3 separate regions of the Homo sapiens genome follow, and regions 1 and 2 are each linked to region 3. The links are chromatin loops, found by intact Hi-C in ENCODE. Cell type or tissue: endothelial cell of umbilical vein. All regions are shown on one strand.

What was found. Peaks named below come from ENCODE experiments on the same cell type or tissue, not always from the same donor. Only the 100,000 strongest peaks of a DNase experiment are listed, where the experiment ranks them.
Region 1: a loop joins it to region 3, with 2.1 times the contacts of the local background. A loop is called at or near these places in 12 of 110 quality-filtered maps.
Region 2: it touches region 3 in a loop (4-fold over the local background); 16 of 110 quality-filtered maps call a loop at or near these places.

The regions. Positions count from the first base shown.
Region 1 is chr6:7,989,669-7,994,668 of GRCh38, forward strand. The region is part of intron 4 of BLOC1S5-TXNDC5 (BLOC1S5-TXNDC5 readthrough (NMD candidate)); the gene reads right to left. It also overlaps the pseudogene PIP5K1P1. Among named protein-coding and RNA genes, the nearest start is that of BLOC1S5, 72 kb to the right of the region's middle. In endothelial cell of umbilical vein, a CTCF peak has its summit at 2,518 (motif pointing left); DNase peaks (open chromatin) are centred at 843, 2,563 and 2,983; H3K27ac peaks cover 3,873 bases.
Region 2 is chr6:8,003,982-8,008,981 of GRCh38, forward strand. All of the region lies in intron 4 of BLOC1S5-TXNDC5 (BLOC1S5-TXNDC5 readthrough (NMD candidate)), which reads right to left. Among named protein-coding and RNA genes, the nearest start is that of BLOC1S5, 58 kb to the right of the region's middle. In endothelial cell of umbilical vein, a CTCF peak has its summit at 2,436 (motif pointing left); DNase peaks (open chromatin) are centred at 850 and 2,440; H3K27ac peaks cover 1,593 bases.
Region 3 is chr6:8,056,465-8,061,464 of GRCh38, forward strand. The region is part of intron 2 of BLOC1S5 (biogenesis of lysosomal organelles complex 1 subunit 5); the gene reads right to left. All of the region lies in intron 2 of BLOC1S5-TXNDC5 (BLOC1S5-TXNDC5 readthrough (NMD candidate)), which reads right to left. All of the region lies in intron 4 of EEF1E1-BLOC1S5 (EEF1E1-BLOC1S5 readthrough (NMD candidate)), which reads right to left. Among named protein-coding and RNA genes, the nearest start is that of BLOC1S5, 5.4 kb to the right of the region's middle. In endothelial cell of umbilical vein, a CTCF peak has its summit at 2,912 (motif pointing left); a DNase peak (open chromatin) is centred at 2,817; H3K27ac peaks cover 916 bases.

The sequences.
Region 1 (5,000 bases), 67 kb before region 3:
TTTTATTAAGGACAGAGTTCTGTAAGGGGTGGGAGAGAATATTTGAGGGAGGGCTGGGTCTTAGGGAAAGGAATAGGGAATCAACATTTTAATGAAGTGTCTCTATTTGCTTCTACTTTGTATCATTCGGAAAAGGCAAATGCAATATAAAAGTGATATATGGTTTTAATGTAATAAACTTTTATCAGTTATTTAGAAAAAGAAAAGAAACCGATGGATCATTTTGACAACAATGAAGAAAGGAGACAGGAACAAGGAAAAGTTGAGGTTATCCTGTAAAGCATCTTAAAGCAGAAAGCAAGGCTCTTAGTTTGTAATTTAATACACCTGACTGTAATAATTGTAAAACAAGGCAGGAGTCAAGGAAGGGAGGCAGCTGACGATGCCATGTGTCTGTCAGCATAAGGCAAAGGCAGAGCGAGGTGAAAAGGCATGACCAGGAAAGATGACATGCATTGTCATAAATAAATGCAGAGAGAAATAATTTTTTTTTGTGAAAACGAACGGACCCATATACTTTATAAACACAGGGTACCACTTATTCTTCAAACTATCTAAACTAGTCATGGATGAGTTTTCAATGTTTTTATATGAGTTCTTTCATGAGTCCAAAATACTATTTCTTACATTGTGTCTTTCCATAACTTATCTGCCAATAAAGATACCTGCTAGGGCACCAGGAGCTTTAATGAGAGGCTTCTTTAATGTTATGTTACTAGCATGACTTCTGAGACACATTTATTCATCCACTCATATACTAAAGCACTCATTTGAGAAGCACTTATTAAAATTTATGCTAGAACTAAGGAAACAGATAAAAGACACAATCCCTGATGCCAAGAAGTTGCCTGCCTTGCTGATGGAATTTCCTAGTACCCCATGTTATTCTTGGCTGTGCAAAAATTAGATTTTTAAACTTTTATTATTGTCTAAAATTATGGGTTATACCATTTAGAGAAAAAAGCCTCACTACTGTTGCAGGTTGAGGTTACCATTGGGATATTAGGTATCAACACAGGCCCCATGACAGGATTTGAGTAAAAACCGTAGCCTTTGCATAATGACAAGTCTGTGTCACTTTTCCTAAAACTGTGTGAAAACAGAAAAATTACATCTTCTTCTTTTTTTTTTTTTTTTTTTTTTGAGACTAGTCTTGGTCTTGTTGTCCAGGCTGGAGTGCAATGGCATAGTCTCGACTCACTGCAACCTCCACCTCCTAGGTTCAAGAGATTATCCTGCCTCAGCCCCCCAAGTAGCTGGGATTACAAGCGCGCACCACCAGGCCCGGCTAATTTTTTGCATTTTTAGTAGAGATGGGGTTTCACCATGTTGGCCAGGCTGGTCTTGAACTCCTGACCTCAGGTGATCCACCCTCCTTGGCCTCCCAAAGTGCTGAGATTACAGGCGTGAGCCACCATGCCCGGCTAATTATATCTTCTTATTGCTTTCAAAGATCTTAATGACAATAAAGAGAGCCAACGCTCCATCCCAGAAGGAAGAAAATGACCATGTCACTTCTGAATGTTTGCTAGGATGCTAAAGTAAAAATGGGCTGAGGATATAAGAAATGCTAAAGTTCAGGTGGCATTGTTGCTTATAAGTCAATGAAAATTAAGTCACATTAAACATTCAGTTCCTTAGACACATTAGCCACATTCCGAGTACTCAATAGTTACATACGGCTAGTGGCTACCATATTGGACAACACAGATAAAGAACACTTCCCCCACTGCAGAAAGTTCTACTGGACAATGCTGGAAGTGAAATGGGTCTCCTAAAAAGCTTCAAAGGTAAGGTTGTACATGGTGTCGATGAGTTTGAGTAGCAAAGAAATTATTTTAAAATTATAATTAAATGTAATAAGAGATATTTTTAAAAATTCTGTTGGAACTTTTAAAGACATAATTTAGCCAAACAAAAATGATACAAATTTTCTCCTGGAACTTTGGGTGTTTGGGTGACTGTTTTGAATCTTGTCTGTGGGACAAGCAAGAGGCCGTGCCCCTGTGTGTGGCCACCAGATGGACCTGGGATCACTGACTGTGTTGTCTTGGAGTCATCCAGCTGTTGGCTGACAGAAAAGGGAAGGGCATTCACCCTGCATGCATATACATGCACACAGACATACCCTGCCTGCCTGTTGCCAGCTTCCATAACATGGGGGAGAAACTTTTAAAAAAGAAGGTCCTCTCATTTATGTGACTAAAGTTTTGCCTTTGAACTAGTCACATGGAGAAACAGAATGGCCTCATCTGCAGTAGATTTTAGTTAATGCAATTTATCTGGCTCATGTTGACATACTATACTATTCTACACTCTACTTACTTGCTCAAATCGAAGTCAATTTGATACATCCTACTCTTGATCTTAAAATATAAGACAGTAAATGGGTGCAGTATTTCTTGGGTTATTTGGATGAATGAGACCTAGAACAATATGAAACCTGTTACTGGGGCCTAAATGAGATTGGTCAGTGCTGGTTTCTTTTATGTCTTCTGTCTACCCCCTGGTGGAGGGATTCATTACTAGTCAGAGCCAAAGAAGGAAAGAGAAAGAGAAAAAAGCATGAATTATTTCCTGAACATCTATTCAGTCCCTCAATAATCTTGGGTTTGTTGTTTATACGAGAGTGCCAGCTCAACGGGAGAAGAGCTGAAACCCATTATTTCCCTTTGAACATGTTCTTCACCGGGAATGGCAGGAGGAGCAGAGCAGCAGGAGGGCTGTCCTGCCAAAACGCTGAACTTGGAACTGAAGGGGCCATCGCTCTGGGTGCAAAAAAAGAGTTCTGAGCTTTGCTGCTCTGGCAGGCCTGGAATCCTTCCCTTGGCTGTGGATAATACCTAATGATTCAGAGGAAGTACTGTCAACTCTTCAAAGCAGACCTAGCTAATTGTGTAATGTTATTCTGAGGCACTGGGAGAAGCCAAAAAAGAAGGGAGGCTGGGGAGAAATTCCTTCCTTTGCAATGATCAGCTTACATCCTGCACCATCAGATTTGATTATCCTTATCTTTTCTTGCATAACTACAAATGTTATGACTGGTCATAGTGACCAGACTTCCAAAAAAAAATCCAGCCACAGTATTTGACTCTATGACTGCCTCTGGCGGTAAATTCCTTAGACTAGCTACATGCTGTGCAAAAAGCTATTTCCTTTGATTTATTCATTTCCCAGTTCTTAACTCCATCAGGTGCCCCCTTGATCTCACATTAGAGAATGAGGCAAAAAAAGAAAAGGAAAAAAGAAGTCTGTTCATTTTGCCTTATCTCCTTGCAGTTAGGAAATGTAAATATCCACTAACCTCTTTTGCTCATATTGCACAGTAATTTTTAAAATTAACTCCTTTTAACTAGCTCTTTTTTTTAATTGAATAAGTAATACAAGGACCTGATTAAAAGATTTAGGCACTACAGGCTGGGTGCAGTGGCTCACGCCTGTAATCCCAGCACTTTGGGAGGCTGAGGCTAGCAGATCACGAGGTCAGATCGAGACCATCCTGGCTAACACAGTGAAACCCCATCTCTACTAAAAATACAAAAAATTAGCTGGGCGCGGTGGCGGGTGCCTGTAGTCCCAGCTACTCGGGAGGCTGAAGCCGGTGAATGGCGTGAACCTGGGAGATGGAGTTTGCAGTGAGCCGAGATCGCACCACTGCACTCCAGCCTGGGCGATAGAGCGAGACTCCATCTCGAAAAAAAAAAAAAGATTTAGGCACTACAATAAATAGAAAAAGGAAAAGTAAGTATCCCTCCCATTGCAGACCTGCAGACCCTTGATTCCTCAGACCCTACCCTGAGGCAGTCATCAGTACCAGCTGCTGGTATACACTCTAGAAATATCCAAATGCAAGCATGTGTGCATTTTCTCCTTTTAAAATGTATCTTTCTTTTTCACATAATAACATCTTGGAGATCATTCCATATTATCATGTTTAGTGCTAACCCATCCTTTTTCATGGCTGCATAGTATTCCCATTCAAATATACCACACAATTGATTAACCAGTTCCATATTAATGGATATTTATGTTGTTTCTAGTATTTTTCTCATATGAAAAGCTACAACAAAGACCTCTGTACACATCTTAACAAGTATGTGCCATACCTTGTTAAGCACATACCAGCCAGTATGTGCATTTTAAATGTTGATAGATATTTTCAGATCGCCCTCCAAAGAGGTTACATCAATTTATACTCTCCTTTGAGAGTATGTAGGAGTATGTAGGAGTCCTCTTCCTCACTTCTTTGCTAACATATATATTAACTATAACAAATAACTAATAATATTTTACAATCTTCCATCATATGACTGTTCTGCCTGAAAAACCACACAAGATGCAGTGACCTCTACGTAACCATCAGGTCCTGACATTAAGCCTTTTGCCCAGTCTCCTGTAACACCACTCTCACCTGTATAAGCCCTAACATCTAATAGGGAAAACAAGCAAGATGAAAAAAAACAAAGAAAACGGGTTACATAAACTAACGAACCAGCGCCACCTACACGTCCCTGGGCTTCTGTACCACCAAATTCGTGAACTAGCCAATTTGCACCTATAACTGTTTGTGTATGTGTTTTGGGGGATGGAGTTACCAAAAGATTCCTAAAACGGTCTGCGATTGCTACTTAAAAAAGATAAGCATCAGTGATCTATGTAATTAAAAAGAGAGCAAGAGAAAATTAAAATTGGAGGGCTGGATGCAGTGGCTCACGCTTGTCATCGCAGCACTTTGGGAAGCCGAGGTGGGAGGATTGCTTGAGGCCAGGAGTTCAAGAGCAGTCTGGGCAACACAGCAAGACCCCTGTCTCTACACAAAAATAAATTAGCTGGGTGTCATGGCATGTGCCTGCAGTCCCAGCTACTTGGAAGGCTGCAGCAGGAGGATCGCTTAAGGCCAGGAATTCAAGGCTGCAATGAGCTATGATCACACCACCGCACTCTAGCCCAGGCAACAGAGCAAGACCTTGTCTCTAAAAACAAAAAAGAAGGAAAAAAAA
Region 2 (5,000 bases), 52 kb before region 3:
TCAATTATTGTAAAACACAAATGCAATGTAAATAGCAAGGATAACTCAAATCTTCCTTAACCAAACTAACTCATGGTCAGCCTTGTAATACAGCAAGAACTTCCCTTTTCTTTTCTCTTTATTTCAATAGTTGTTGGGGAACTGGAGAAGTTCTTTAGTGGTGGTTTCTGAGATTTTGGTGCACCCATCACCTGAGCAGTGTACACTGCACCCAATGTGTAGTCTTCTATCTCTCACCCCTTTACATCCTTCCTCCCGAGCCCCCAAAATCCATGATATCATTCTTATGCCTTTGCATCCTCATAGCCCCCACGAACTCCCCTTTTTAATATGTGGTCAGCACATGTCCTATGCATGGGATATAAAACAGCATAAAACATTCTTTTCCTTGAATAATTCAGTCTTCTGGGAAAGGAAATGGGAAATCCTTAAATAGAGGTAGCTGCTTAATAAAACCTGATGTATTTTCGCACTGATTATAAAAAGCAAAATACTTACCTAAAAGACAAAGGCCATTTAATAACTTTCTTGATTTCCTACTTATAGTAATGGTGTTCTCAAAAGCAAAAATTCAGTCACTTTGGGCTAAGAATTACAATTTTACATAAAAGAGAAATAGAGATTATCTAAATCTGAAGCCATGCCAGTAATTGTCATAAGTAACACAAACAGTCCATAGACATATCTATATATGGATGTTAAAAATTCCCATAATCTTAACTTCCAAGCCAAGATCTTCATCTCTATCCCTGCCCTGTCTAGACTAGAAATTGCTATTTTCAGCTACTTTCTAAAAAAAAAATCCTAATGCAGGCTAATAATTTCCTCAACCTATCAGTCATACATCTGAGTCCACAGAGTAACCTTCCTGTAACACTTTCATCGTGCCACTTACAGTAAGAGTCCCATTACCTACAGGATAAGCACAAATTATTAAAGTTGGAAATGATGTGAAAACCATCTATGTGATGTGTTTAAAGTCTCTGTACAAATTTAGTGATGGAAGCATGACCAAAATGCAAGTCTTCTCTCATTTCCAATTTCCAGTGCACTTTCCAATTTCCAGACTGATCCACTACTGCTTCAACATCAAAGAAGTCTATGGATTATTGTCTAAATTTCCCAAAAGTATGTCCACCTGTGTTTTTGATAAACAAGGGCAGAAACCAAGCTTTAGTCAGCTTCTTAGCCCTAGTTCCTGGAACACAGGTGCTTACTGAACTAGACTGAGCTGGAAAGATTCTGCCATCCTTTTCATAACGCAAATCCTATTGCATTCAAGTTTTATCTTTACTACAAATGATTCCCTGACCACAACTCACAAAGACAGTTCCTACTTGGGACTCACTTATTTTAGTCATACGCTGCCTGCTTAGCATATCATAGTCTTTGATGTGGTATTATGTAACGTTACGGTCTTGGTTTTCTACTTTATTGTTACATGTGCACAACTCAATTATAAATTCCTTTAAGATAGAGTGCTATTTCTGACTATCTGCCTTTTGGAATATAATCCTGACACAGAACAATGCTCATATGTTTATTAAATCCTACTCTGGCTTCCATGCTAGGTGGGGAAAAAAATACTGACAACTAGCTCTTAAATTTCTATTTTCGACCAATTGCTATATTTTTGTGCCTTTAAACATTAACTTAAAAATTATAACTGCCTTAATTTGGAGGAATGAACCAAGAGTTTTTTTCTTTTCTTTTCTTCCTTTTTTTTTTTTTTTTTTGGAGGTGGAGTCTCGCTCTGTCACCCAGCCTGGAGTGTAATGGCACGATCTCGGTTCACTGCAACCTCCCACCTCCTGGGTTCAAGCGATTCTCCTGCCTCAGCCTCTTGAGTAGTTGGGACTACAGGTGCGCGCCACCATGCCCAACTAACTCTTTTTTGGTATTTTTAGTAGAGACAGGGTTTCGCCACATTGGCCAGGTTGGAACTCCTGACCTCAAGTGATCCACCTGCCTCGGCCTCCCAAACCGCTGGGACTACACGCGTGAGCCACAGCGCCTGGCCAAGTTTTTCAAAACCCATATAAAAACATTATTAGGAATGTTCTGTTTCTTAATTTGGCTTTGGTTATACAAGGTGTAACTTAATGATTTTTGTACCATTCTATACTTCAACATAGCCCAAATATAAAGGGATTTTTACTCTACTTTTATTGCTAATAAAACAGCACATCACTTACATAATGGAAGACTGTATGTTTATGACATGAAGAAAGCGAGAAAAAAATACAATTCTCCTAAAAATACAGCAATCCTAAAAAAAAAAAAATACAGCATTCCTAACCATCATGGAACTCATAGGCTTTTCCTACATTTTGGTATTTTTATTCAGCTATATAACTTACATTTATTATCTCCTAAATATCTTTGTCCATAGATGGTATGCACCCATCCACATAAAACTGTTCAGGGGGGGAAAACATGTTATCACAGTGACACCTGCTGGTGTTCAGCTATACATTTTATATTCTAAGTGAAGGACAGATTTTTTGGTGTCAAAATTTTTCTTAATAAAATTTAATATTAATGTTTCCCACTTAAATAACTTGTATAATTGTTAAAACCAAATCTCTGTAATACACAACTGGCCACCTAAGATTTTTATTTTGTGACAATTATCTTACTGTAATTTTATTAACTATTTTCTTTAAAAAGACACTTTCCAAACAAAGCAGCTTAAGTATTCAGATGACATGAAGTTTTTTAAAAAGTGAATTAACTTGTGGTTTTCTTTTCAAATTCTCTATAAATTCTATTTTAAGGGAAACTATTACATTAAATCAACATTTACAGAATATTTTCTCTGAATGATAAATGTTAGCAATATAAACAATTTCACAAAAGTCAAAAATCAGGTCTATGTAGAGAAAATTTTAAGCACAACACAGATAACCTCGTACACTGACTTCTATTATGGTAAAACCTCACACTCATAAATGGTGATAATACTTGCAATGGAGGCTAACTTTCAATGCCTGCCAGGTCTCAACCAAACTTTTCTTTTTTAAAGTTAAAAGGGGAAAACAATTGCTCCAAGGAATGATGGAATGCACATATCCTCATTCATTTCAAGTTTTAAAAAAATACAGTACTGACCACATGGTCTGCAGAGTGGACCTGCTGGCCACAGGGCACTGACGCAAACGGCTGGATCTTGTGTACACACTCTCTCCTCTCTTGCTATCAGTAAATGCTGCACCACTTGAGCTTGGTGTTGTCTGTTCTAAATGTCCTTGAATCATGCACTGGCCTCTTCCCAGGGTGGCACTTTACTGGCCTCTTCCCAGGGTGGCACTTTCTATCTTAATCTTACCTACATTCATGTTATATTCTTTTTCTTTTTTCCTATTTTTTTTTTAGAGACAAAGTCTCACCATGTTGCCCAGGCTGGTCTTGAATTCCTGGCCTCAAGTGATCCTCCTGCCCCAGCCTCCCAAAGTGCTGGGATTACAGGTGTGAGCCACTGTGCTTGGCTCCTTTTTTAAATTGATAAATAATTGTATATATTTATTAGGTACAATGTGATGGGTTGATATATGCATACATTGTGGAATGATCCAATCAGGCTAATTAACATATCTATCATCTCATGTTATATTTTAACCTATGGCAAAGCCTGACCACACAGCGAATGATGAAATAATAGTAAATACCTTTAATGATTCAGAATATTTTAGAGCAGAATTTCACATATTGACTTATTAATGTTTGTAGTACATCAGACTATCATTTTAGAAAGCGATGTAATGATAAAGAAAAATTTTTGGATCCATCTGTACTATGGATTTTCATGGTATCACTTATGGATTTTTTTAAAAACCATGAAAGTATTATTTAGTCTATCTGATGTGTTGTTGCTAGCTCAACATTGGGTGGGCAAAACACTATATTCCTTGTATTTCTGTGCTGTTTTGCTCTTCCTCTAAAAGAATATAATGGGTATTTCTTGGTTATAATGATGAAATAAGATTAAACTACATATAAGGCACTTAAAAAGTAGGCTCTAAGTTATGTTATACAAATATGAGTACTGTATTTACTTACCTTAAATTAATTTGGACTATTTCTTCAGAGATAATTTGAAGCTTGAGTTTTTGTGAGGATCAAATGTTAGCGTACTTACTAACTTACTGCTCTTTGAAGTGTATCACATCTGAAAATCCAAGTTTGTTTTCTCTTGCTTATGGAACATAAATAGGAAAATACCAGAGGAAATGCTGTTTTGCTATCATTGCCAGACCAGTCACAAGAAAGCATTATTTGTAGCAGTTAAGATTCAAAAATGAACAGAGGGCTGGGCACGGTGGTTTATGCCTATAATCCCAGCACTTTGGGAGGCCGAGGTGGGTGGATCACCTGAGGTCAGGTGTTTGAGACCAGCCTGGCGTTTAAGAAAGAACCAAACGACTCTTCTGAAAATAAAAATGTATAATAACTTTAACATGGTAAAACCTCATCTCTCCTAAAAATACAAAAATTAGCTGGGTGTGGAGGCAGGCACTTGTAATCCCAGCTACCTGGGAGGCTGAGGCAGGAGAATCGCTTGAATCCAGGAGGCGCAGGTTGCAGTGAGCCAAGGTTGCGCCATTGCACTCCAGCCTGGGCAACAAGAGCGAAACTCCGTCTCAAAAAAAAAAAAAGAAAAAAGAAAGAGCAGAATGAGGAAGAGCAGGCAGTAGGTGATACGCTATGACTGATTTCCATTCTCCATTCATTCTATGACCTTGATTTGCACCAAGTCAATAAAATATTAACATTTTATTGGGGTTGAAAATTATGAAATAATTACAAAACCTTTCTGAAAGTCTAAGAACAAACTACTAGAAAATATATCGTCTGTAATGGGAGCTTCAAATATTTTGACTGAATTAATGTTTAAAATATTTTTCTGGTATTTTTCATCCTGAGAGACTTACAGCCCCAAATGGCAAAAAATAAATAAATAAATAAATAAAAATAAAAAGCCTCCCGGGTACAATTTCAGG
Region 3 (5,000 bases):
AAGGGGGAAAAAAAACAAAACATAAAACTATGCCCCCGCCACTGCCACCTTCTCCAGATGGTATTGTAATCTGGAAGAATCGAGAGAGTAGTGGAAACTATTTCAATGCTTATGGCACAGACTCATTTACATGTACAAGAAAATGGTCTCTCAGTTCAAAGACAAACACAACTAAGAACAGAGAGTGGAGCTATGCAGCTCCATTCAGGGGACAGGTTATTATTCTGGGGCCTATAAATGGGCTTTGGGGTTCCAGGGTGCTCCTGAAATTGTAGTCAAATTGAAGACATGTTCTCTATGCATTTTTCTGGGGAAAAAAATTCTTAAAGGAGTCCGTGACCTACTAAGAGAACTACTTATTTAAAGGGTTATTTATTGTAGCAGGCAAACGGGTAGTTACACACAGTAAGTGAATTAGTAGCCATAGCTCTCTAACAACCCATTAATAATCAATTTAAAAGACAAAAAAAGGCCTGGCGTGGTGGCTCACGCCTGTAATCCCAGCACTTTGGGAGGCCGAGGCAGTTGGATCACCTGAGGTCAGGAGTTCAAGACCAGCCTGGCCAACATGGTGAAACCCTGTTCTCTACTAAAAAAATACAAAATTAGCTGGACATGGTGGTATATGCCTGTAATCCCAGCTACTTGGGAGGCTGAGGCCGGAGAATCGCTTGAATCTGGGAGGGGGAGGTTACAGTGAGTCGAGATCGCACCATTGTACTCCAGCCTGGGCAACAAGAGTGAAACTCCGTCTCAAAAAAAAGAAAAGAAAAAAAGAAAAGACAAAAAAACCCCAAAAAACCCATGACACTATTATACAAAAAAGACGTTAGAAAGTCTCTTCCCTTAAACTCACCATCTGGTGTGCGTTTGTTTTTATGCTGATATTTTTAACTGAGGGGTAACTGTTCGCACTTATCACACAAGGAAGAATATACTAACATTTGTTTATTTATATATGTATATTGTTTCTGGCATGAAAATTCTCAGAGCAAAGCTCAGCACTCATAAAGCTTGGTTTCTGATGTAATCTGATAGCATTAGAGAGAAAATGAGAGACTGACATAATTTAAATTTTTCTTTCAGTCACCAGATTTAAAACCATACGGTGTCTACACATACTTCTCATGTGTTATATGGAACAGACACTCTGATAAAATGATGTTTTAACCTGACAGTGTCTCTAGTAATCTAACCAAAAACAAGGAATCAGGAGATCAAGTGAAATTCCTGTGCTGCCTTTGGAGGAATTTTCTCTTGATCAATTTAACCCACATTAGAATTAATTAAAACAATCCCACTCAACTCTTATAATTATTGCACTATTAAATACTTTTCTTTTTGTCTCTAATTTTAACCAACATTTGCTTCATTTTTCCTAACACTTATTTTTCTTTCAGTCCAAACATCACCCATTCTATGAAAATTTCCCTGAGCTCTCTTAGAAGTTGTTTCTCGAGTTGTTTCCTCTTCTGAGCTCTCAAGTCTTTCGTGCTTATAACAATTACACCATGATGACTCTTTGTTTACATGCCTTTCTTCTCCCTAGATGGTAAACTTCACGGAGGTAGGAATTGTTTCCTATTTATTTGTACATGTCTTGTATGACTGGTACCTCTGCCTCCATTCCCTTCTCTCTTGCTATCAACACCTAAATTTTATTTGGAGTGGTAACATGCCTATAACAGAGACTGCTAGCTATTTCCTAACTGCCTTCCTTTTTGCTACATGAAATGCACATGTAATGGCTGGAGGTCCAAAAGCCACCTTGTAGGCCGAGCATGGTGGCTCATGCTTATAATCCCAGTACTTTTGGAGACTGGGGTAGGAGGATCAATTGAGCCCAGGAGTTTGAGTCCAGCATGGGCAACACAGTGAGACCCTGTCTCTATGAAAAAAAAAAAAAAAAAAAAAAAAAAAAAAAAAATAGCCGGCCATGGCATTGTAATCTGGAAGAATCAAGAGAGAGTAGTGGAAACTATTTCATTCCTTATGGCAGAGACTAATTTACATGTACAAGAGAATGGTCTCTTAGTTCAAAGACAAACACAAGTAAGAACAGAGAAGGGAGCTATGCAGCTCCATTCAGAGGACGGGTTACTGTGGTCCCAGCTACTTGGGAGGCTGAAGTAAGAAGACTGCTTGAACCCAGCAGGTTGAGGCTGCAGTAAGCCATGATCGTGCCACTGCACTCCAGGTTGGGTTACAGAGCGTGACCCTGTCTCAAAACAAAACAAAAAAAATGCCACCTTGTAAGCATATGGACAAAGGCAACATCCTAGGGGGATAGAAGGTAAAACTGGAAGAAAAAGCTGACGTTATAGGGCCACCATTCCAGCCCTAAGCTAACTCTAAACTCTGCATATTGTGATAGAAAATTAATCACTTGTTAAATCCACTATTTTTCAGATATCTGTCACTATTAACTAAACACATTCCTTACTGATATACATAGGTATTCAATAACTGTTCCATAAAGCATTGCATGAATAAAGTTTGCTAAAAACTAAATAAGGAACTTATACAGGACTATATACTCTATAAGCATGTCTAAATACTTGTTGACCACCATCAGTCTCTGCTCTGCTCCACCTGAGAAAGGCCATAACAGTTCCTCCAAGGCTAGAAAGACAGTGGCACAGAGGACAATGCCTTTACCCACTGATACTATTACATTAATACTCACTGGAAGGATTCCACCTGAAAGGTGAGATCCTTATGAATCTCTGTCCATAATGTTCATTGGAATCAAGGGAAAAAGAGTTTGTATAAAGTCAGGAGACAGACAGTCATCTGTCCTTAAATATTAATGAAAACAAAAAGAGAGCTTAAAATAGCCTAAGAGGACTTCAATAATTTAAGTAATGCTGCCACCATGTGGTACTTACTCCCTTCTTTTACAAATAAAATTTTATAAAGAAAAAGGTAATTGTTGCCATATACCTTAAGTTTTTTAAACATATAAACAACTTTAGTTTTAAGTGCTAGCCAGTTTTTCTTAAAGTAACCTACATTCAAATGATACAGAAAAGATGAAACTTCCAGGAGGTACCAGCAGCTCTGCTTTGCCACTCTATCTAACCAAAGACCACATTTATTAATTATCTGATATCATTGTTTCGGCCATGATAGAAAAGAAGTACAAATAATGCAGATGTATATTCAAACCTAAAGCCTCTGAAACATGTTGAGCTTTTTCCTTCTAATTTGAGATGAGAGTTATAACAGACAGAAAAGGCATTTGAGCCTGAAGTTGTGTGCTACACTAAACCCTCAGGAAGGCCAAATGGGGAGGGAAGACCAATTGGTCTTGTGTTGGTCACTGTGTGAAAAGACTGGATCAAGTACTTTTCAAGAAAAGCAACTCAAACTTAGCTGATAAAATGTTCTTGAGCCCTTCAGAGACCATTCTTCAATAATAAAGACCATTCTTCAAAGCACCGTAAGAACGAAGGGTGGGACTATGTCTGTCTTATTCACTGGCATATCATTACTTCCTGATATTATGCCTCACATAAAATAAGTGCTCAACACATTTTGTTTGACTTTATATAACCAGCTGTTACTATAAGCTGTTCTGACCTGTTAAATTTGTGGTAATTTATTACATAGACTTAGAAAATGAATACAGTGCCATATAGAGAAGTAAATTAGGGTGACATGATAGAGTGTACTGGTTACTGCTTTGGATTAAAGGGCTGGAGGTGATACTTAACCTGCAATCTAAACCAAAAATAATGAGCCATGCGAAAAATGAGAAGTAGCAGCATCTTAGGAAGATGGAATTGCTGATGCTGTAACAATCGTGATGTGTTAAAGAAAAAGAAAGGAAGAATTGTGGCTGAAACACAAGGAGGGAAGAGTTGTGTACAATAAAGTCTGAAAGACAAGTAGAGGTCAGAGATCATCTAGGATTTTTAAGTAGAGCCAAGGAGCTGGAGTGCGCTTTCCATGTAAAGAAAAGCCAAAGTAGGAGGAGGCTAAGCAAGGGTGTGGTACAACAGGATTTGCAGACCATTTGGCTACTGTGTGAGAAAGGTTATTTCACAGAGATAAGACTGAAATTAAGGAGACCAGGTAGGGGCCTACTGCAGGTGGCCGGGTGAGGGCTGACGGTGAGCTGGGTTGGGATAGGGGTAGTGGCAAGAAAGATAAGTAGAAAGATTTAAGATATGTTTTAGAGGTAGATTTGCTGATAATGTGGTTGCTGAAGTGAAGTAAAAAGAAGAAAATATAACTCCCACATTTAAGAACTAAATCCACACTCTATACATGTAAAACTCAATACAATTTTAAAAACATATTTATACAACACACTGTAAAAATCTTATAGCAAGTTTGTATAGAAATTTCCACTTTCTTCTTTTTTTATTTTTTTGAGACAGAGTCTTGCTCCATCGCCAGGGCTGGAGTGCAATGGCGCGTTCTCGGCTCACTGCAACCTCCACCTCCTGGGTTCAAGAGATTCTCCTGCCTCAGCTTCCCGAGTAGCTGGGACTACAGGCACATGCCACCATGCCCGGCTAATTTTTGTATTTTTTTAAGTAGAGATGGAGTTTTGCCATGTTGGCCAGGCTGGTCTCAAACTCCTGACCTCAAGTGATCTGCCCACCTCGGCCTCCCAAAGTGCTGGGATAAATTGAGCCACCTCGCCTGGCCTCCACTTTCTTCTTACTAAGGAATTGGTAACCATCTTTACACAGCACGGTAAAGGAATAGTCTCTGGATAATTTTCTGTGTCTCCCACATTATTCTTATTCCTAATAAGAATAATAAATAATGATGACAAATAAATAAATAAAATATCAAAAAGATAAAAAAGACTTAAAAATTTTTTTTAAATGATGACGATGTGGTATAATCAGATTGTGGGAACTTACTGCTTAACGAACAATGAACCTATTATACACGTTAAGATGTTAACTAAACCAATTACACACGCTAATTAACATGTTAACTGAACCAATTACACATGTTACTTAACATGTATAATTAACTTG